Regions from separate parts of the Homo sapiens genome. Here region 1 is linked to region 2. A link is an interaction called in ENCODE POLR2A ChIA-PET data of the cell type or tissue named here. Cell type or tissue: GM12878. All regions are shown on one strand. Each heading gives the region's core, and the rest is flanking DNA. Links, peaks and the distances in the headings are about the cores only.

Region 1 (12,118 bases), core at 2,641-10,640, 210 kb after region 2:
CTCAAGTGATCCTCCTGCCTTGGCCTCCCAAAGCACTGGGATTACCAGCATGAGCCACAACACCTGGCGTGTATGTATGTCCATTATCCACAATGTTATAAGCATGGACCATCAAACAAAACTGAAACCACACTCAGGGTGCTGCATTAATTAATGAAGAAAAGTGGACTGTTGCATTTTTAGCAGTAAGATGTAAAATAATGAACACGGTTATTATGAACTGCACTTTTCTAGTAAAATCAAATGGTCATTACCCTGGCATTCTGTTTAAAAGAGGTTTTCACTGGAGATCCTAGCATCAGCACTAAAAATCTGACACCCCTTATCCCTACTCAAAAAATTATCAAAGTGGGAGAGCTGAGCCTGGGTGAGTTTTTAAGGTATACATGAAAGGAATGAGGAAGAGGTTTTAAGTTGTTCTTTGGGAAAGAACAAAGTGTGATATTTAATACACCTCTGCATGTCCTGGGTGCTGGGCTGCCCTTTGTCTCACAAAATAAGCAAATGTCTTATTTGACATTTGACTTATTTGTGGGATTAGTGAGGGAAACATTCGGGGCATTGCTTTGGAATAAGGCGTGTTGGCCACCCATTGGCTGGTTCGGCTTCCGCCAGCACCAGCGATCCCTGGCCTTGGGTGAAACTCTGTTGTGGACTTAACACTGTGATTTGCATCTTGAGAATGGGGGCGACATCTTGGCATATCTGGCTGAATTAATAAACCAGCACTTATGGACAAATGCTGGGTATATCCCTATTCATGTGGAAGCAGAATTTAGTCTAGAGTTTCCAGGAGGCCATGGAATGGTGACCATTAGTCACCATTGATATCATTTGCTATGGCGTGGGGAAGGTGGGAGTGGGTGGGTGGCTAGAAAAGGAGCCAGGTTTCTGGGCTTGCCTTTGCTCACCCACCAGCTGGGTGGTGTTGGAGAATGTCACCTCTTGATTGTCATTTCCTCGTCTGCAGAATAAGAGAGTAGACTGGCTTGTCACCAGACTCATCCACTGTAACATTCTCTGCTTCTAATTATGAGATGATTTTTATATGTGTTTCCTCCCTGTAATCTGGCAGCATAAACGAGAACATAAAACAATTAAACCTCTCCTGGGGGGGGTGGCATGGACAGTTTGCATTGTACCCCCTTCTTTATATATCTCTTCCCACAGGTTGCCCATGACTGGTCAAAAGGAATCACCAGCTCTTCTCCTATTCCCTCTGCCATTTGCAGAAGACATAGTTTCCACTGTGACCTTTTTTTTTTTTTTTTTTTTGAGACAGAGTCTCACTCTGTCGCCAGGCTGGAATGCAGTGGCACGATATCGGCTCACTGCAACCTCTGCCTCCCGGGTTCAAGCAATTCTCCTGCCTCAGTCTCCCCAGTAGCTGGGACTACAGACATGTGCCACCACGCCCGGTTAATATTTGTATTTTTAGAAGAGACGGGGTTTCACCATGCTGGCCAGGATGGTCTCGATCTCTTGACTTCGTGAACCGCCCACCTCAGCCTCCCAAAGTGCTGGGATTACAGGCGTGATCCACCATGCCCGGCCCACTTTGACCTTTTAGGACAGTTGCTTTCTCCTCACCTACTTAAAAAAAAATTGTGTAGTACACAATTCAAAAGTTAGGGAAGGATATACAGTGCATCTTTCTCTCTTATTCTGTCTCCTGGTCACCTCATTCTTATCCGTGTAAGCAACCAGTGATATGTGTATTCAAGTGACTATACACATGTACATATATATGTGTGTGTGTGGTGTGAGTGTGTATTTAATCCAAATGGTATTTCTGAGTCTGTTTTTTAAAAGCAAGCAAAAAAATGGGAAGTGACTGCCAGTGGGTACTGGGTTTCATTTTGGGGCAATGAAATGTTTGAAAATTGATTGTTGTAATGATTGATTGTTGACTAACTCTGTAAATCTACTAGAAAACGTTGCAATTTACACTTTCAGTGTGTGAATTGTGTGGTGTGAATTATATTCCAACAAACCTGAAATTTCAAAACCTGGGCTGGGCACAGTGGCTCACGCCTGTAATCCCAGCACTTTGGGAGGCTGAAGTGGGTGGATTACTTGAGGTCAGGAGTTCGAGACCAGCCTGGCCAACATCGTGAAACCCCATCTCTACTAAAAATACAAAAATCAGCCGGGTGTGGTGGCAGGTGCCTGTAATCCCAGCTACTCGGGAGGCTGAGGCAGGAGAATCACTTGAACCTGGGCGGCAGAGGTTGCAGTGAGCCGAGATTGCGTCACTGCACTCCAGCCTGGATGACAGAGTGAGACTCCAACTCAAAAAAAAAAACAAACAAACAAAAAAAAGAAAACCCTGAAAATTCAAAAACAAACAAAAAAACCAGACAGAAAACCCTTTGCGATCATTCCATTTTCTGTACGTGAAGAGCTTCCTCCTTTTAATAGCTGTATGGTACTCCATGAGTGGATGTACTATTTTTATTTAACCAGCTCCCTCTTGATGAGTTTAGGCTTCCCTATCTCCTGCAATTGCAAACTGTACTGGTGTGAAAATCTACACAAACATCATTTTGCACAACTTTCAGTGTATTAGTAGGTTAAACTCCTAGTAGTGAAATTATTGGTCCAGAGGGTGAGTGCATTTATAATTTTAGTAGATATTACTTGATTGGCCTCATAAAGATTAGAGATTACTGCCACCAACAATACATAAGAGGGCATGCTTCCTACACTCTGGTCAGTACGATGTGTTATCTGACTTTTTGATCTTTGCAAATCTAGTAGGGAAAAAATGGTATCTCAGTGCAGTTTCAGTTTGCATTTATCTTACTATGAATGAGCATTTACTTGTTGATTAGCTATGTCATTTGCTCATTTTTGTATGAATTGTTAGCCTTGTTTCTAATTGACATTGACTATCAGTTGCTTTAAAAGGGAGACACCACCCCCTTGTACAGAAACCTTTGTTGATTCTTTGCTGTCGGTAGAATAAAAGTTCACATTCGTTGGGCTGGGACTCAATGTTCTCCAGGGCCAAACTCTACTTTTCTTTTTAACCTCATACCTGCGTGTCCACATAGCTGCTTGCTATTCCCCAAGTACACCTGCATTCCCCTGCCTCTTGCCCGGCTTATGCTGTTCACACCCCTTGCAGTGCCTTTCCCTTGTGTCTCTACGTGAAGAACTTCTTTTCGTCCCTCAAAGCCCAACTGAGATACCGTTTCTTCCATAAAGCCTATCCCAGACCTTCCAGTTAGAATTATTCTCTCTCAGTGCTATGCACCCTTGGGCTTGTTTACAGTTTGATGGGAACACTGACCACGTTTCGCCTGTATTGCCATTATTTATAGACACGATTCCTTGATACCAAATTTCATGTCTTGTCCATCTTTGCCTCTCCCGCAGCTCTAAGTCAGAATTGAAAAAAGGAGTCCTTATTTTTTTCCTCAGAGGAGACCAAAGTGACTTTTTTCTTTTAAATTGTGGTAAAAATATGCAAGCATTAAAATGTACCTTTTTAATCATTTCTAAGTGTACAGTTCAGTGGTGTTAAGGACATTCCCACTGTTTTGCAACCAGCACCACTTTCTGTCTCACTATTTCATCGTCCCAAACTGAAACTCTGGACCCATTAAATCCTAACTCCTCAATCCCCTCTTCCCTTAGGCCCTGGTAACCTCTTTTCTCCCTTCTGTCTCTGTGAGTTTGACTACTCTAGGTGCTTCATGTAGGCGGATGATATAATGTCTGTTCTCTTGTGTCTAGCTTGTTTTCCTTAGCCTCATCTCCTCAAAGTTCATCCATTTTACAGCATACATCAGAATTTCATTCCCTTTTATGGGCTGAATAATATTCCATCCCATGTATATACCACATTTTTTCTACCCATTCATCCATGGATGGACCCTTGGGGTTGCTTTTGGCTAGCGTGAGTAATGCTGTTATGAACACGGGTGTACAAACATCTCTTCAAGTCCTTGCTTTAAATTTTTGGGGTGTATATCCAGAAGTGGAATTGCTGGGTCTGATCATACCATAATTCTTTTTTGAGATGGAGTCTCACTCTGTTGCCCAGGGTGGAGTGCAGTGGTGTGATCTTGGCTCACTGCAACCTCCACCTCCCGGGTTCAAGTGATTCTCCTGCCTCAGCCTCCCAAGGAGCTGGAATTACAGGTGTGCACCACCTTGCCCAACTGATTTTTGTATTATTAGTAAAGACAGGGTTTCACCATGTTGACCAGGCTGGTCTTGAACTCCTGACCTCAAGTGATCCACCCACCTGGGCCTCCCAAAGTTATGGGATTGAAGGCATGAGCCACCACGCCCAGTCTGATCATATGATAATTCTGTGTCTAATTTATTTGAGGAACTGCTATACTATTTTCCATAGTAGCCACACCATTTTACATTCTCATTAAGAGTGCATAAGGGTTCCAGTTTCTCCACATCTTCACCAACACTTGTTATTTTCTCTCTGTGTGTATGCGTTGTGTGTGTTTAATAATAGCCACCCTAATGGATATGCAGTGGTCCAAAGTGACCTTTTTCTATTGTGTTTTGGATACTTGAATCACAAAGTCATATTTAGGAGAGCTCTTAGCACTCACATATCAGCACCTCATGCTCAAAACCTTGCATTGATTTCATGACCAGATAAATAAACATTCAGCTAAAATCCTTCTTGGTGCATGTAGCATTGTCTGTGGTGAAAGAATCAGACAACACAGCCCATCGTCTGAGCTTACTTGTGTGTGACCAGGAGCAATAGAAGCCTCTTGCCTGTCCATATATCATGCAGGCTTGCCCTGGCTTCAAACTTATGGGAGAAAAAGGGGCCAGGTTGGCATCCCTGTTATGTTCCCTCGAGGGTGCACTTTTCACTTTTCTGCCACCCTTTGATTTGGTAGTGTCTGACCCACCATTTAAAGTCAGGACAATGGTTTGAAAATGTCTGAAGCTGCATTGTCTCTGTTTTATTCTAAGGCAGGTTCCCTTGCTACTGGATTTGTTGTGAACCAACTTCTGCCTTTGAAAACCAACTCTGGAATTATTGCCATGTAGATGTGACAGTCACATTCTGATCAGCAGATGTTACTGTGTCTGGGGAGAGAGTTTAATGTGGCCTCATCTTCCTTTGTATTTGTGTGTTGGTTTTTCCCCAATTCTTCAGTAGTGGTTTTGACATCTTTTATCTCCCGCATTCATTCATTGCTTTATGTAGATTGATATTTTTTTATCCCAGGAAAATAATGATTCAAGTATCTGTTATGATGAGGATTTTTAAACTTTCTGTATTTCTTACTTTCTTTTTCTTTTTTTCAGAATGTTGTACCATCTTTGGGTAGGCAGACTTCCCTGACGACATCAGTGATACCCAAAGCTGAGCAGAGCGTGGCTTACAAAGACTTTATTTATTTTACTGTCTTTGAAGGAAACGTTCGCAACGTTTCTGAAGTCTCGGTTGAGTATTTATGCTCTCAGCCTTGTGTTGTCAATTTGGAAGCAGTTGTTTCATCTGAGTTCAGAAGTAGCATTCCCGTGTACAAAAAAAGGTGGAAGAATGAGAAACATCTTCACACCAGCAGGACACAAATAGTACATGTGAAATTTCCAAGCATTATGGTTTACAGAGATGATTATTTCATCAGACATTCCATCTCTGTATCTGCAGTGATAGTACGCGCCTGGATTACTCACAAATACAGTGGCAGAGACTGGAATGTTAAATGGGAGGAAAACTTGCTCCATGCTGTAGCAAAGAATTATACCCTCCTGCAGACCATCCCGCCTTTTGAACGCCCTTTCAAAGATCATCAAGTGTGCCTTGAGTGGAACATGGGTTATATTTGGAACCTTCGGGCAAACAGGATTCCACAGTGTCCTCTGGAAAATGGTAGGTCATCTATCTTGCTAGGAACCTAATTCTCATTTTTTCAGATAGCCTGTATCATGATCGAATGGCAAGAGAAAATTCTTCTATTAGCGAAGGGGGATACAGGGAAGATGGAGGGACACAATGAGTCTGTAACTTTGGAGTTTGAAGACAAAAGGAGAAAAATTAAAAGGGGAAGAGAGGAGAAAGATTAGGAGAGAGCAGGACCAAAGATGAAAGAACAGAACAGAGGAGCTGAGGAAGGTGGACTTTGAGAGGGTTAGATCTGCTTTAAGCTGGAAAGGAGTATTCATGCCACCGAAACAAGGATTGGGAAAATCTTCCCACTCACCTTCCAACAAGCCTGCTAAAGTTTCCTCTTTTTTTTTTTTTTTTTTTTTTGAGATGGAGTCTTGTTCTGTTGCCCAGGCTGGAGTGCAGTGGCGAGATCTCACTCGGCTCACTGCAACCTCCGCCTCCCAGGTTCAAGCAATTCTCCTGCCTCAGCCTCCCGAGTAGCTGGGATTACAGGCACCCACCACCATGCCAGGCTAATTTTTGTATTTTTAGTAGAGATGGGGTTTCACCATGTTGGCCAGGCTGGTCTCAAACTCCTGACCTCAGGCGATCTGCCTGCCTTAGCCTCCCAAAATGCTGGGATTACAGGTGTGAGCCACCATGCCGGGGCCTCTATTATTTTTAAGCAGAGTGTTTTATCCTGGAGGAGATGAGAACCTAAAGGAACCCTTCCAACAGAAAGGGAGGTTGTACCACAGAATGGTAACCTCTGGCTGGGCCTGATTCCTGTCCTGCCACTTTCTATCTCTGTAACCTTGGAAGTCTCTGAGCCTCAGTTTTCCTATCTGTAAAATGGGGATAACAAGCAGTTCCTTCAGAGCAGTGCTGTGAGGACTAAATGAGATGTGATTGCTCAGCACATCATCAGCACTCAGTGAGAAGCTGTGATGATGATAGAGTCCACACTCTGCATTTTATCCTAAATGCCACATGGTCACAGCCTCAGCAGGACCAATCCCGGAGGCTCCAAGGCCCTTCTGCAGCCTCCCTTAAGCCGTGGGGCTGGAGATCTCAGGCATGTGCTGAGAGGCGGCACTCTGAAGTTCTCTCCATTGGTGCAAGGAGCGCCTTGCTCTGTGGATGCCGAGTGCCTGCCAGCTCTTCTTCTGCCCCCTCAGTGGGGAGCCCTCCCCACACATGCGCCCAGTTGTTTCCTCAACTGTGGCCCTAGGACCACCTGTGACAGAATCACAAATGCTTGTTGCAAATGCAAATTCCTAGGCCCAGTCCTTCATCTACTTAGTCAGGATCTGCGGGGGTGGGGGAAGGCTTGGAATCGGCATTTTAAACACCTTCCTCACGACTCTAATGCACCCTAAAACTTGAGAACCTGTGGGCCAGGGACAGAGCTGGTTGGACTTAGGATTGCTATGGTTCCCGTGTCCCGACCCCCAGCCAGGCTTGGCAGGCAGAGGACATCCATGGATTTGTGGCAACAGACCCTTCCACAGGAAGTGCCTGACATTTCATCAACAGGATGGGTTTGGGACAAGGTGACTTAAGGACATGCACTCTAAGTTTTTCCTTTAGTGATCAATTTCTTGTCATCTCTGGGATGTGATTTCTGTTGGGCTATCTTTGGGGGAAATAATGACTGTGGCGATTTCTTGGTACTGTCCCAAAACAGCTCTGCATATAATGAAAACTGAAAGGACCTGTGTCACCATACATGATAGTTGGTCAGAAGCCACTTACCCTAGAACTGGCACATTTGATATTTTTCAAAACTTTTTCTTGTTTTGAGACAGGGTTTCACTCTGTTACCCAAGCTGGAGTGCAGTGGCACGATCATAACTCACTATAGCCTCAACATCCTGGGCTCAAACAATCCTCCCACCTCAGCCTCCTGAGTAGCGGGGACCATGGGCATGTACCACCACACCCAGTTTATTTTTTTATTTTTTTGTAGAGATGGGGTCTTCCTATGTTGCCCAGGCTGGTCTTGAACTCCTAGGCTCAAGCAGTCCTCCCACCTTGGCCTTCCAAAGTGCTGAATTAAAACTATTTTGAAATAAGTATAGATTCACAGAAAGTTGCAAAGGGTACAGGGTCCCTGTGTATCCTCACCCCCGCTTCCTCATTTTCCATAACTACAGTGCAAAATCAAAATTGGGGAAGTAATGCTGATCTAATACTGTTAACTGGACTCCAGACCTTACTCAGATTTTACCACTTTTTACAGGGGGTCCTGTGTTTGTGTAGATCTATACAATTTTAACCTACATTTTAATAACCCTGTCTGTCTGGTTTATTCTGCATTTGTGCAGTGCTTTAAATGAAAAGATGTCTAGAAGATGAAAGTAAATTCCCTTTCTGTGTGTGTGCACATAGTGGGGAGGGTGGGATGGGTAGTTAAATGTCTGAAAGCAGTCAAGTCAATCATTTTGATGATCAGTGTGCCTCCCTCTTCCAGGCAGAGCCCCATGCAGGCATCTGTCTGGAATACCTTCCACAGGGCCACCTAATTTGTTAAGGGGAAGATAGCGTGGGGCACACACAGCCACAATTTGCTGTACCTCCGACTTTGTCAGGGATTAATGATTCCATTTCATATTTGACAAATCATGTATTTCTGATTGAAGAATGACTGAATTGCAAGCTGGAAGTTTCCAAATGAAATCATTTAACGAACTGGCTCAGTTCTTAGGGCACCTGAATATGCCCTTAAAATGTGAAACGTCTTTTCCTTCTTTTGTTGTTTCTTCTCATATTCACAAGGCTTAGGAACAGCACAGTGGGATTTTTCTCCTCACCTGCTTCAGAGCATTACCTTAGGAGTGAGAATTAAACCATAACGCAGAGAAAACCCTTTCCCAAGAGTTAAAGTCACTGAAAATGGTGGGGAGCTCCATGCACCCTCAAAATAAGCTCTGATTACAAGGCTGTGATTTGTTTACCGAAAAAGGGGCACACATTCTTCCTTCTCCAAAAGACAGATCACAAGAGGGTCTGCAGCAGTCCCATGGAAAACATCCATGACCTTTGTTCTGGATCTGGGCTGTGGGGATAGAAGGGGGCCAAGCCTCTGGTTTGTTCTTAGCAGGGGCTTCTTGATGAACAAGAATCAAGTCAGAACAAGATGGCATTAGTGAGGCTCCGAGCTGAGCCACAGGGGGCCTGTCATGTATGGTCCCTGTCTCAGCCAGCACTGATGTGGGGTTTCAGGGAAGGTTTTCTGTGTCAAGTGCCTGGTGTCCTACGATGGCCCTGCCTCTGAACTGAAGTACTCCCTGACTTGCTTTCATTTTCCTTTTCATGTATAAAAAGAGTCAAAGTCCCTGTGCCCGGGCGTTCTGGAAGTGTGCTTGGAGGGCCTCCATCGCTGGCTTTGCCAAGGCTCCCGAGGCGAGGGCCACGTGTGTCCAGACACGGCTCTCAGCAGCTTATCTCCTTTGCCAGGCCAGACCCGGCCAGGCCATGAGGCTGATTTTTGGTGGAGACGCAGCAGACGTTTACCCAGCCCTGCAGGGAAAACCTAACCCAGATGAGAAGTCGGTAGCCATTGGGAACACGTGTGTGCCACGACTCGGCCACATGCCCCCGGTGCACGTGTTACTGCTGCATTCTGGGTGTGGGGGGCATATGTAGCCATAGGCAGACTGTGGATCTACCTAATGTGGCTTATTTCCTTGAGGGAGGGGACTGGGCGTTTCTGTTGTCCCTCCCAAATCACATGTGTGCCTGACTCACGCTGGAGTCACAGAAAGAAAGGAATCAGCCATGCAGGCCAGTGACTTGGGCCCCAGACCTGGGGACCCACCTGGACTTCTCTTCCTGTCATACTCTATTTTGAGAGTCACCTAGTGCTGGCTGTATGTGTCACATATTCAGTCCCTTCTTGCATTTCTCACCACGTGGAGTGCCGTCATCCTGGTCTAAGCCGTCATCCTCCTGTCTGGACTCCTGGCACTGCCTGCAAGTGGCCACCCAGTTTTGCCCGTCGTACCCTCCTCACCCCCCACCAGCAGCCAGTGCAAGGTGATTGCATCACTGCCTGATTAAGCCCCCCAGTTCCTCCCATAATCCACTGATCCCAGTTAAGATCAACCCATGCCCCTTACTCTGTGGGAATCTGTCCCTGTCCCCTTGCAGCCTTGTGTCCCACCACGCACACCCTTCCCCACTGCTTCCAGCCACAGGGGCCCGCTTGCTTCTCCTGGAGCATACCAAGTTCATTCTCACTTTGGGACATCTGTGTGACTGCTCCCTCCACCTAAGATGCTCTTCTCCCAGATCACCACATGGCCACTTCCTTACCTCACCTACCCCTCTGCTCCAATGCCATCTCCTTATCTAAGACAGCAGGCCCACCCCCACCGCCCTGCCTGTCATTGTCCACCTTCATTTTCCTTCCTGGCCTGATCACCACTGGACAGTTTCAGTAAATATCTTTAGTTGCCTATGTGCCTATTTCCTGGCCCACACTGGAGCACAAGCTCCATGAGGCCAGGGGACTTGTTTGCTTTGTTCTGATGCTGATCATAGGCCCCTGCACTCATGACTACTTGTTGATTGAATGAATGCTCTTAACCAAGAGGGAAGGACAGTTTGTGAACATCACACACTGATACCCTTGCAGGGCTGTGTTGCCACATGAGGGAGGGTGTGGGGGTGGAGGTGGCAGTGCTCCTTCCCTAGGGCCACTGCACACACTCCACAGCTTCCCAGACAAACCCACCAGGGCTGCGCTAGTTAAGGCTGCAGGCTCCTCCTGTTCAGGGATTCTCCTTTGCAGCCACAGGTAAGCTCAGCTTCCCCTTTGTGGTTTAAGTCTTTGATTCCCCACCCCTATGTCTTTGCTAAAGCAGTTTCTTTTCCTTAGAATAGCTCCTGTTCCGCCCCGACTCCCCCTGCCCACGAAGCAACACCGCCCCCCACTGCCACTTTCCATGTCTGCTTGGCAAAATCATGCCCCTATTTCAACAGCCTGCTCAAATTTCTAACACTTTTCTAGCCCCCACCCTGAAGTTTTGTTGAGTTTTTTTTTTTTTAATTTCCACAACCAGAAATTAACTTCATAAATGCTGGCCATCAGAATGCTGTGTTGGTACTGCTCCTATGACACGTATCATGATTCATTCAATTAAACAAAGATTGACTGAGCACCTACTATGTATCAATTTCTTTACTGAGTGTGGAGGCTTAAAGATGAGGACAAAGCCACCCTCTTTAACATGGCTACCAATAGTTACAGTCACTTACTGCTACTGAACATTTGCTATGTGCCAGGCACTGTCAAAGTGCTTTATGTGGTTTACGTGGTTATCTAATTTTTTTGAGACAGGGTCTTGCTCTGTCACCCAGGCTGGAGTGCAGTGGCGCGATCTCAGCTCACTGCACCCTCCGCCTCCCAGGTTCATGCGATTCTCCTGCCTCAGCCTCCCGAGTAGCTGGTGTTACAGACACGTGCCACCACACCCAGCTAATTTTTGTATTTTCAGTAGAGATGGTGTTTCGCTATGTTGGCCAGGCTGGTCTCAAACTCCTGTCCTCAAGTGATCTGCCTGCATCGGCCCCCAAAGTGCAGGGATTACAAAGTGCTGGGTGAACTACAGCGCCTGGCCCGCTGTTATTTAATTTAATATGCCCAATATTCCACCAAGGAGAAAACAGAAAACTGACTCAGAGAGATAGAGTAGTTTGTCTAAGTTTGCACAGCTATTAATGAAGATGCTGGAGTTTGAACCTGGATAGTTTGGTTCCCAAACCCCACACTTATTCATTAGGCTAAACTACCAGGTGATGTCATGAAGCTATTTATTTATTTTAAGTCATTCATTCACTGAAAAAAAGTTCCTGAGCAATCTGTGTGTGTTAAGCACTTTGTGTGGCTTCTTCAGAGGAGGTGACATTTTGACAGAGACTTGAAGGATGTGTAGAGTTTTCATGGATCAAAAAGGAGGGGCTGGGTGCAGTGGCTCACGCCTGTGATCCCAGCACTTTGGGAGGCTGAGGCAGGCAGATCACTTGAGGCCAGGAGTTAGAGACCAGCCTAGCCAACATGGTGAAAGCCCATCTCTACTAAAAATACAGAAAATTAGCCAGGCATGGTGGCATGCATCTGTGGTCCCAGCTACTTGGGGGGCTGAGGTGGGAGAATTGCTTGAATTCAGGAGATGGAGGCTGCAGTGAGCCAAAATGGTGCCACTGCACTCCAGCCTGGGTGACAGAGCAAGACTCTGTCTCAAAAAA
Region 2 (12,118 bases), core at 2,184-10,183:
ACCCTGGGTGACAGCCAGACCCTGTCTCTAAAAATTTTTTTAAATAAAATATAATAAAACCCGAGAAAAACAGGGAAACAGATTTTTTAGAAAATTATTTCTGCATCTTTTTGATATTCAATCAGTTACAAAATAACAATGATAATGTGGGGTCAATAGGGCTCTTCCTTCTGGGAACACAGCAGGATTGCCCTTTCTTCCCTTTTGAAGTTAAGTGTGGCCACATGACTTGTTTTGGCCAATGAAACATGAATAGAAGCAACCTCTATCCATCCTGGGGAGAAGCTTTAAGAGCCAGCGTGGCTTTTTCTAGATTCTGTTTTCCTCTGTCGTGGTGGCCAGCAACATTAGAGATGGCAGCTGCTCCATCAACCTGAATTTCTGAATATGTAATATGAGCAAAAATAAAAACTGTATTATTTTAAGCCACAAAGACTTTGGGGCTGTTATTGCAGTATACGGTCTGATACATATAATTTTTTAAAATGACAATATGCTGACTCTATGCCAGGCACTGTTCTAAATGCTTTCCATTTGTTAACTCATTTAATTCTCATATCAACCTATGAGGCAGATACTAGTATTATCCCATTTTATAGATGATAATATGGTGGAGGGGCAAACAGGTTAAGTGTCTTGTCCAAGGTTATACAACTAGGAAGTGGCAGCTCCAAAATTCAAACCCAGGCAGCCTAGTTTTCATTCATCATGTATATCACAGAAAAGATCATGTAAAGACTCCTGTAATTTAAAAGTCCAGGTATTACCTGCTTCAGGCACAGCTGGTGAGAGGTGACAGCGTGCTGGCAGTCCTCATAACCCTCGCTCGCTCTCGGCGCCTCCTCTGCCTGGGCTCCCACTTTGGCGGCACTTGAGGAGCCCCCTCAGCCCACTGCTGCACTGTGGGAGCCCCTTTGTGGGCTGGCCAAGGCCCGAGCCCACTCCCTCAGCTTGCAGGGAGGTGTGGAGGGAGAGGCGCCAGCGGGAACCGGGGCTGCGCACTGCGCCTGCCGGCCAGCTGGAGTTCCGGGTGGGCGTGGGCTTGGCGGGCCCGGCACTCGGAGCAGCCGGCCGGCCCTGCCGGCCCCGGGCAATGAGGGGCTTAGTACCTGGGCCAGCGGCTGCGGAGGGTGTACTGGGTCCCCCAGCAGTGCAGCCCACCGGCGCTTCTCGCCCGGCCTTAGCTGCCTTCTCGCCCGGCCTTAGTTGCCTTCCTGCGGGGCAGGGCTCGGGACTGCAGCCGGCCATGCCTGAGCCTTCCCCCGCCTCCGTGGGCTCCGGTGCAGCCCAAGCCTCCCCGCGAGCGCCGCCCCCTGCTGCACGGCGCCCAGTCCCATCAATCACCCAAGGGCTGAGGAGTGGGAGCACATGGCGCAGGACTGGCAGGCAGCTCCACCTGCAGCCCCAGTGCGGGATCCACTGGGTGAAGCCAGTTGGGCTCCTGAGTCTGGTGGGGCCTTGGAGAACCTTTATGTCTAGCTCAGGGATTGTAAATACACCAATCGGCACTCTGTATCTAGCTCAAGGTTTGTAAACACACCAATCAGCACCCTGTGTCTAGCTCAGGGTTTGTGAGTGCATCAATCCACACTCTGTGTCTAGTTGCTCTGGTGGGGCCTTGGAGAACCTCTGTGTCCATACTCTGTATCTAACTAATCTGATGGGGACGTGGAGAACCTTTGTATCTAGCTCAGGGATTGTAAACGCACCAATCAGCACCCTGTCAAAACAGACCACTGGGCTCTACCAATCAGCAGGACGTGGGTGGGGCCAGATAAGCGAATAAAAAAGCAGGCTGCCCGAGCTAGCAGTGGCAACCCGTTGGGGTCCCCTTCCAGTCTGTGGAAACTTTGTTCTCTGCAATAAATCTTGCCGCTGCTCGCTCTTTGGGTCCACATTGCTTTTTTGAGCTGTAACACTCATCGCGGAGGTCTGCAGCTTCACTCCTGAAGCCAGCGAGACCACGAGCCCACCGGGAGGAACCAACAACTCCAGACAGGCTGCCTTAAGAGCTGTAACACTCACCGCAAAGGTCTGCAGCTTCACTCCTGAGCCAGCGAGACCACGAACCCACCAGGAGGAATAAACTCCAAACACATCCGAACGTCAGAAGGAACGAACTCCAGACGCGCCACCTTAAGAGCTGTAACACTCACCCGGAGGGTCCGCGGTTTCATTCTTGAAGTCAGTGAGACCAAGAACCCACCAATTCTGGACACGCTGGATCCAGGTGCTCAAAAAGGTATCAATTGGAATCACTCTCTATGTTCTGCTTTTTTCTCTGTGTTGCCTTCATCCTCACATGCTTTTCCAATGAAGAGGCCTCCACCTCTCCAGGCTTGCTTCCAGTAGCAACTACAGGGGGGATAAATTTTCTTCCCCAATAATTCTGGCAAAAAGTCTTTCTTTTGATTTGAGGCGGAGTCTCGCTCTGTCACCCAGGCTGGAGTGCAGTGGTACAATCTCGGCTCGATGCAACCTCTGCCTCCCAGATTCAAGCGATTCTCCTGCTTCAGTCTCCCAAGTAGCTGGGATTACAGGTGCCCGCCACCATGCCTAGCTAATTTTTGTATTTTTAGTAGAGATGGGGTTTCACGCATTGGCCAGGCTGGTCTCGAACTCCTGACCTCAAGTGATGTAACTGCTGTGGCTTCCCAAAGTGCTGGGATTACAGGTGTGAGCCACCACGCCCGGCCAAATTCTGGCAAAAAGTCTTTAGGGAACCATCTTTCTTCCACTGTCAATCCCCATCATTTTGTGGGGCTTCACCTGAAGAAGTGCAGTGAAGGCTGAGCCAAGGACAGCAACCGTCTCCTGCATATGTGTGTGATCAAGACCATTAATAACTGAGAGCTTCTGAGAATCTGCCAAAGGGCATGAGAACTCTCACATCTGCAGTTGCTAGAGTCATAAAAATAAACAACAACCCCTCAGATGAATACCAGTTATATGGTCACACATTGTCATGGAATTAAAGATGGCAAAATTCCAAATTGGAAGTCCTGGGACTTGCATGCATACTGGAAGGATTCCTGGATTTTATTTCGTTTTATCCTTGTTCTTCCTCCTGTCCCTGAGTTCCTCTTACTCTCCCTTCCTCAGCTTGTGCTGCAGACTCACATACACAGAGGTTCACATGCACACTTATTTTCCCCAGACTACAAACACACATACACAGAGACACACAAACATAGATACACACAGACACACACACACACACACTGTATGTGCATGTGTCTTCAGAGCGTTGGTAGAAGGGGCAATGGATTAGGGGTCATGAGGCCTGGCTTCTTGTTCAGCTCCAGTCTCTGTGAACTTGGGGCTGCCACCACCTTGCTCTGGGTTTCAGTTTTTTTCACCCGAAAAATGTGGCCTTGTACCAAATGATTCCAGACACCCTTCCCAGCTCCCCCATTGTTCTTAGTTCCCAGCTCCCCTCCCAATTTCCTCCCTTAAATCTACCTCCTGGCCCAGAGCCCTGGACTCCTCCCTGGCCTCAGCAGGGCTCCAGCCCAGGCCCAGCTCCAGGCCCTGCAGTGTGTGCCCCTGACCCCTACTGTTGACAGTGGCTCCCCAGGGCTCAGCTCACTGAGGACAGTGCTCCACTGCACTCTGCCAGCACTGCTGCAAATTCTTGGGCCTGTCCTTAAGAATGCCCCCCGCCAACTTCCTCCAATAATTCATGCCTCAAATGGGATTCTTGAGAGGCAAAAATGCAGGAAATCATATTAATATGCATTGAAATAAAACACAGCATGCACAAGGCAATATGGCATTATTGCCAAAGAAATACCCAAGTTGGCATCCAAGACCTTTGCCAAGCACCTTAGGATACCGCTCAGTTCACTGTCTTAGTGATAGTCCAAAGTCTGTCCGTGAGAGGGAGGCCATCTAGTGGTTAAGGGATGCACTTGTAGTGCAACAGGCCCAAGACTGGTCTGCCGCTTCCCTACTCTATGACCTTGGGCCAGGACTTAATCTCTCAATGGGCCTCAATTCCTTATAGCAAAATGGCGGTGATAACTACAGGCCCTAGTTACCTCCTGGGACTGTGTAAGGGTTAATAAGATCGTGTGTTTAAACCCCATAGCAGGCTCACCCATTGCTGATGATTCACATTTTCTAGAATCAAAAGCTGAATGGAATATTACAGAGCTGTTAAAAAAGAGAAAACACCCACGTAGCATTTCTGGGGGTGGTAAAATAATAATAATAACAAAAAAAGAGAAAACTCTTCATGTACAACTTGGGATATAGTGCCCAGTGACAAAAGGAAGGCAAAGAACAATTTGTGCTATTTCAAATCTTTTGTTTAAAAGAAAAGAGGAAAATGCAAATTTGGTTTACATAAATATAAATAAATCTGAATACACAATATGCACACTTTGTAAATTTGCATGAGAAAATAGTAGTCATGTTGACTTTTGGGAGAAAGGGAACTGAATGAGTGAAAACCAGAGATGGTTTCACTGTATGCCTCTTAATATATTTAATGTTTCCCAGAATTTTGCCCCATGCAAATATATTCAAAAAGTTGAATTTCAAAATGCTAGAAATAAAACAAAAGGCATTTCTATTTATTTGCTGAAAGTTGTAGGGTCCGGGGCTGGAAGGAGAGGGACTTCTGTGCAGGGTTTCGTTTTTGACTCTTAGGACAGGTCCAACAAACTGAGGAAATGCCACTTCTAGCCACCTGAGAAATTTACAAAGACTGAGAAATTTACAAAGAAATTTAAAAAGCTACTGGAACCCAATCTATGGTCAGGGATTCCTATGAGGGAGATGGAGCAAGTGATCTAGCATGTGATTCATTGCTGTCATTGGCATCATCACCATCCCTAGTATCAAATGGAATGTTGGTATGATGACTTAGTTTACACAGTGATTTCACATGTATCACCTCATTGGATTTCCCAGCCATACACTGAAGTTAGCATTCACGTTTTTATTGTTCTTCTTACTTTTATGGTCGGTAGCAGACACTGTCATTGCCCCTCCTTACGCCCTGGGTTCTCACCATCCCTGATGGCTCCTTACTGTAAGCACCAGTGGTCCCTTCCTGTCTCAGTCGGTTCTGGCTGCTATTTAAGAAAAAGAAAAAGAAAAAACACCAGAGACTGGGTGGCTTAAACAACAAGCCTTTATTTCTCACAGCTCTGGAGGCTGGGAAGTCCAAGACCAAGGCACCTGCAGATTGGGTGTTGGATGAGGGCCCGCTTCCTGGTTTGCAGATGGCTGTCTTCTCATTGTATTCTCACATGCTCAAAAGCAGAAAGAGTGGGCAAACTCTTGCGTCTCTTCTTATAAGGGCACTAACCCCACCCCAAGGGCTCCACCTTCATGACCTAATCACCTCCCAAAGGCCCACCTCCTAATTCAATCACATGCAGGGCTAGTGTTTCAACACAGGGATTTTGGAAGGATGCAAACATTCAGCCCATAACATGCCTAAGAGGTTTCTTCAGCCACAGGCTCTGGCTCAGCCTGTGCTAGGGACAGACCAGAGGTGCCAAGGAGCTAATGCCTCTAGGAGCAGCCCTTGCCCTGTGGCTGATGGCAGCTGGTAGCTAAATCCCCATGCTTCCTCCCCCCTTGGGTGGGACAGCTCTGAGGTGTGCTCCACAGTCTCTCAAAGATACCTACTGGGATTAGTTCCCAGTTGCCCTCCGTGGTGACCTAACCTGCTCAGTCAAGCTCTCTGGGTTGCTTTTCTGTCTTCTCTTTCCCATGTCTCCTCTTGACTCCCCTCCTGGCATTTCTCGTGATCCTGTCCAGAGGAGCTACTTGCTCTCCCATCTTGTCTCAGGCCTGCCTGTAGGAGAACCGAGCCCAAGTCAAAGGCACATCTCTAGTGAGTGAGCCATCAGGGACTGACCCAGTGCTGGTTGCAAAGCCCAAGCTCTGTCCACCCCATCAAGCTGCTGTCCTCATGGGCTCTCACAGAAGACAAAAGCCAAAACCAAGAGGGCCAGCATTCTCTTCAAAGCCCAGGCAGAGGAAAGCCACCGAATCAAGCACATCCATGAGCTCTGAGCATCCTCACATTCAAAGCAAAAGAAAACATGATGCCAGTTCACCAGCACAAGTATTTAAACCTGTCTTTCAGAACACTTTAAAATAGTTCATTTTTTAAAAAGCATTCATTTCACGTTTGAAAAATAACTAAATATTCATCCAGGCTTGTTCACAAATGTGCTACTTTCGTTTATTGAATGCCTTGCTTTCCTGTCAAAGAATTACATTGTCACTTAAAGTCCTCTTTCATTTTCTTACAAAATCAGATCATCATCTTGAAGGGAGCTATGTGGCAAGATTGGCAAGGGGGCCATGGAAGGCTTTGGAAGGAGCTAATATTTGGGCTGAGACCCTGCAGGTGAGTAGTTGGTCCAGCAGGCAGAAAGTTGGGATGGTGTTTCCCTGGCACAGGACTGGCCTGTGTGTGTGCATGGATGCCAGAGAACATGCTCCATGACAGCTGGGCTCTGAGCCAGCTGGAACAAGCAGAAGAAACGTGTGTGAGTGAACAGGCAGGCACGCCACACTCTGCCTCCCAGGCTATAACAAGAAAAAAGAGAAAATGAATGTCGAATGGGGAAACCACCTGGTTTCCTCTAGACCAAGAGTGGGGCCCTAAGGGCGAGCATGCCCTGGCACCCGCACTGAGCAGGGCTTTGTGCGACACCCTTGAGTCATCTGGGAAGGTTCTGCAGCAGTACTATCGATAGCTCTGGGACAGTAGAAGCCTTGTTAAAGACCCAATCTCCTCCATAAGATACTAACTATTGAGCTGGGGTCCGAGGGAAGTCCTTTAACCGGGTCAGGGGCCCATTCCAGGGACCAGGATGGATGATCAGGAGTGTTTTTGGTACTCATAGACTGGCTTGTGCTCTCAAATATTTTAAATGGTAGAGATGCAAGATCAGAAGTTTGGGCTGGGCATGGTGGCTCATTCCTGTAATCCCAGCACTTTGGGAGGCCGAGGCAAGCAGATCACTTGAGGCCAGGAGTTCGAGACCAGCCTGGCCAGCACAGTGAAACTCCATCTAAAAATACAAAAAATTAGCAGGGTGTGGTGGTGCACAACTGTAATCTCAGCTACTTGGGAGGCTGAGGCATGAGAATTACTTGAACCTGAGAGGCAGAGGTTGCAGTGAGTTGAGATCATGCTACTGAACTCCAGCCTGGAAAACAGAGTGAGACTCTTTTTTAAAAATAAATAAATAAATAAATGTAAAAAAAAAAAAGTTTGGAGGAACTGTTCTATGACACACTCAGCACATATGTTGTAACCGGTTGATGTGAGCCCCCGTCACTCTCTTGCTCCCTCTCTTGCCATGTGATGCGCCTGCCCCTACTTTGCCTTCCACCATGAGTAAAAGCTTCCTGAGGCTCCCCCTAGAAGCTGAGCAGATGTTGGTGCCATGCTTGTACAGCCTGCAGAACCATGAGCCAATTAAACCTCTTTTCTTTATGAATTACCCAGTCTCAGGTATTCCTTTCTAGTAACATAGAAATGGACTAATGTAGTTATATATTTTTTAAAGGTATTGTATTTTAAAAACAGCAGCAATAGTGATAGGAAGCTTGGACTTCCCTGGACAATCTGAGATTAAGTGTAGGGGATCTTGATCTCCTCAGCATCTGACTATAGCTTCCCAGGAAGCTCTGATTTCCATCTGTGCGTCCAGTGACCCCATAGGTGTTGGCCCCACCCCAGTTTTAGGAAGAGAGCATGCAATCCACACCAAGCCAATCAGTGGGCTGCTGCCTTGGCCACAGGAATTGGTTAAAATGGCAGGACCTAATCTAAGCAAAGTGAAGTTCAGGGCTCGTGTTTAGAAATGTGGGACAAAGGCATTCTCTGTCTTCTTCAGATGAGGTCTGGCTTCTGGATGTGAGGATTAGAGCTGCTGCAGTCATTTTTGCTACCCAGAAGGAGGCCACCCTAAAAACAGTTCACACACGGAAGAGACTGGTGCTGAGAAAATGTTGGGAAGGAGAGTGGACTGGGTGCAGTGGCTCACACCTGCAATCGCAACTACTCAGGAGGCTAAGGAGGGAGGATTGTTTGAGGCCAGGAGTTCAAGACCAGCCTGGGCAACATAGGGAGACCCCTATCTCTAAATGAAAGTGGGAAAAAATGGCTGGGCACAGTGGCTCACACCCGTAATCCCAGCAGTTTAGGAGGCTGAAGCAGGCGGATCACTTGAGGTCAGGAGTTCGAGACCAGCCTGGCCAAAATAGTGAAAACCCATCTCTTCTAAAAATAGAAAAATTAGCCAGTTATGGTGGTGGGCACCTGTAGTCCCAGCTACTCAGGAGGCTGAGGTGGGAGGATCACTTGAACCCAGGAGGCGGAGCTTGTAGCGAGCCAAGATTGAACCACTGCACTCCAGCCAGCCTGAGTGACAGAGTGAGACTCTATCTCAAAAAAAAAAAAAAAAGGGTGGGAAAAAATTATCTGGAAATGGTGGCATATGCCAGTGGTCCTAGCTACTTGGGAGACTGAGGCTGGAGGATCACCTGAGCCCAGGAGTTCGAGGCTGCAATGAACCGTGATCATGCCACTGCACTCTAGGCTGGGCGATAGAGCAAGACCCTATCTCAAAAAAAAAAACAACAAAAAATTCAGTGTTGGCCCTAATCATATTTAGACGCTCTGGAACAAATTGTGCCTGAGATTACCTTCAATTTGGACTTGTGGATTACATAACCTAATCAATGTACTCTCTCAGATGAGCCCCAGCCAGGAAAAGAGAAACCACAGTAGATATTTCAAAACAGGAGATTTAGTAAAAGAATTTTACACAGTGACAGATGAAAATGAGGATGCTGCGATAACTCGGGAGTAGGTTACTCCTAGGGCTGGCAGAAAAGAGGGGAGAGGGTGATTACCAGAGGAGGGTCTCATGATGCTGGTGCCGGGCTCCTGGGGGGAAACTGCATAGCTTGTGTTCAGACCACTGAAGAGGAGGGGGCATGATTTGACAGATGCTCGCACCCCCAGGGTGGTGGGCCAGGAATTGCTCTGATGCCCACAGTGAGTAGGTGAGGAAGCTGTCAAGCTTCTCCTCCACCCCCTAGGTCCCAGGCTGTTGGTGGGCTCCAGCACCTCTGCAGGTGCATGGTGAGGGGCACCTGGGAATGCTGAATGGAGCTGGCAAGTGGAGCTCACCGTCTGCTCCTGCTAGAGGGACACTGCCAGGAGCTGAAGGACAACAATGAGGTCCTTCTCCTCTTCTCTTGCCCCAGTCTCCCTCTAGTGCCTCCTGTGGGCATAGTCTGTCAATTGTGGCTTGCAGAGTACCCTTCTGGCATCACAGGGCAGTAGGGTGAGCTTAGACATGACAGCCGAGAGGTAAAGGGCGGGTCTCACCAGCTCCCACTGGGCTTCCATTCCTTGCATCCGGCTGGTACACTTGATTATCATAATTACCGCAATTAGAGCCTTAGCCCATTTTTCCTTGGGCCATAATCTGGAAACCATTTTGATCGTCCTAAATTCTATTTACTTTCAAATCTTCTGTGGATAGCTGGGGCGCCCATCTTCCGGCCTCTTGGATGAGAAGACCAAGCTCAGGGAGGCCAGATACCAGCTTCACTCCAAGTTGACCACTTCCATTCTGGAAAAGCTCCCAGAGCAAGGAGACTTCAGGACCCACTGCAAGAGGAAACCTGAGGCTCCTTCTTGGGGTGGGAATCGGAAGAGGATGTTTTCTGGTTACAAGAAACAGAAAGCCTGCCTCAATTGGCTTAAACAATGAGAAAATACAGTAGTCTCCCCAATCCACGGTTTCAAGTTCTGCAGTTTCAGTTACCCACAGTCAACTGTGGTCTGAAAATATTAAATGAACAATTCCAGAAATAATTTATAAGTTTTAAATTTTGCACCATTCTAAGTAGCTGATGAAATCTCTCATAGTCCTGCTGTGTTCTGCCTGGGACATAAATCATCCCTTTGTTCATCATATACACACTGTAGATGCTGCCTGCCCCTTAGTCACCATCTTGGTGATCAGATGGCCCCAAGTAGCCATCTTGGTGATCAGAACAACCTTCGAGGTAGCACAGCGCTTGTGTCTTTTCTTTTACTTAATAATGGCTCTAAATTCAAGAGCAGTGATGCTGACATATTTTTATACTCGCTTTATTTTATTATTATTGTCATATTAGTCCATTCTCACACTGATGATAAAGACAAACCCAAGACTGGGTAATTTATAAAGAAAAAGAGGTTTAATGGACTCACAGTTCCACATGGCTGGGGAGGTTTCAAAATCATGGCAAAAAGGCAAAAGACACATCTTACATGGAGGCAGGAAAGAGAATGAGAGCCCAGCAAAAGGGGTTTCCCCTTATAAAACCATCAGATTTTGTGAGACTTATTCACTACCATGAGAAGGGGATGGGGGAACCACCCCCATGATTCAATTATCTCCCACCTGCTCCCTCCCACAACACATGGGAATTATGGGAGCTACAATTCAAGATGAGATTTGGGTGGGGACACAACCAAACCATATCACCTACTGTGCCTAATTTATAAATTGAACTTTATCATAGGTATATATGTATAGGAAAAAACATAGCATATATAAGGTTCAGTACTATTGCAGTTTCAGTCATTCACGGGGGATCTTGCAACATATCACCTACACATAACGGGGGATACTGCATAACATCTCCCATACCTGGAACGCTGGGGTAGGCAGTTTCAAGGAAGGTTAACTCCCCAGCTGAACTATACCATGGAGAACACTGGTTGTTTCCATCTTTTCTATCTTGGTCCTCAGATTGGTTCTTTGGGTAGTCCCCTGGCTTGGTTACAATGGCTGCCTCAATTCCAAGCATGATATCTGGATACTGCGTCAGTAGCACCATCTTTTCTTTGTGTCTTTTTTTCAGATCTAGGAAGCCTTTCCCCCAGGCTCCACTATTGGAGTCCCAGGTCACATGTCCATCCCTGATCCCGTCACCATCAAGGGGAATGAACCACAACTGGCTCAGACCAACCAGGATTCACTCTCAAGCTGGGAATATGGTATTTACATAAGTCAGAGTTTGATAGAGAGACAGAAAGTGGCTCTACATATAAACATGCAATGAGAGATTTGTTACAGAGGTTTGACCCTCTGCAGTTGTGGGAACAGGTTCAACTGTCTCTACAGTGCTGTGGCTGTGGCTGGAAGTCCATGGGGTGGGAAGTGGAGAAGAGGAGATGGATGTCAAGTGGAAAAGAGCAAGGACAAGCTGGACCCCATGAGGATGATCTCCATGTGCTGCAGGAGAAATGGGTGTCCTTTGTCACTGAGCTCTGCCACGGCCTTCAGGATGCTGAAGAAGGATCCAGGCAGAGGCAAAGCACTTGCAGGCCCGCCCACCACACTCTGACAATGAAATGAGCCTGGCGACACTGCCTGACCTTTGGAGCTTGACTTCTGCCCTCCAAATCTCAGGCAAGATATCTCTTGTGGCAGAACTGGAAACATACAAGAAAGTGGACTCCAGAAAACTACCATCAGCCTAGCCACACCAATACATGACAAAGCCATCATCGTGACCATCCCTGAGGAGTGATTCCTGAACAAGACTGGGGTGCTGTAAACAAGAAGGAAGGGGAGAATAGATCTGGGTGAGGCCACCCAAAGTGTCTGTGCCCCAAGAGGATCAGTTTTTGCTCGTACTGGAATCTAGTGTTAGGAGGGGTTTGTGTGTGTAAAGTTCACACGAAGATGAGATAAAACAAAACGCATAAATGGAACGCTGTCTCCCTCAGTCTCTCTCTCTCTTCCTCTCTCTCTCTCCTTATCCCCAAAGGATATCTTTGGGGAGAATAAGGTCCTCTGGGCCTATCATGGGCCAACCTCTGGCAGAAAACACTCAAGAAGAATAAACTCATGCCTTCAGCATTTAGTGGTGTGCCTGCCCCACCTCTGAATCACGCCACCCTGTCCACTTCCCCTGCTTGGATCCTGCTCTCTCCACTTCCTGTTCTCATTCCACAAGCACACATTAAGCACCAACTGTGTGCTGGAGGCATTGGTGGCAAGATGAGAAGGAAATGAAGTGGAGCTCCCTCTCTAGGGGGGAACTTCCTTCCTCTGCCCCAAATGGCCCC

Evidence for each region. Peaks named below come from ENCODE experiments on the same cell type or tissue, not always from the same donor. Only the 100,000 strongest peaks of a DNase experiment are listed, where the experiment ranks them.
Region 1: POLR2A ChIA-PET joins it to region 2 with 5 read pairs; 3 of 35 experiments call an interaction of 5 or more read pairs at or near these places.

The regions. Positions count from the first base shown.
Region 1 is chr4:25,841,045-25,853,162 of GRCh38, reverse strand. SEL1L3 (SEL1L family member 3) reads left to right here. Exons shown (of 24, transcript NM_015187.5): 2 at 5,299-5,869. Among named protein-coding and RNA genes, the nearest start is that of SEL1L3, 16 kb to the left of the region's middle. RefSeq lists a silencer at 6,962-7,256 and an enhancer at 8,862-9,630. In GM12878, for the core only: no CTCF peak of the experiment used is centred there; no DNase peak of the experiment used is centred there; H3K27ac peaks cover 331 bases.
Region 2 is chr4:26,053,213-26,065,330 of GRCh38, reverse strand. No RefSeq gene overlaps it. Among named protein-coding and RNA genes, the nearest start is that of LINC02357, 11 kb to the left of the region's middle. RefSeq lists a silencer at 3,790-3,839. In GM12878, for the core only: CTCF peaks have their summits at 3,889 (motif pointing left) and 9,268; a DNase peak (open chromatin) is centred at 6,620.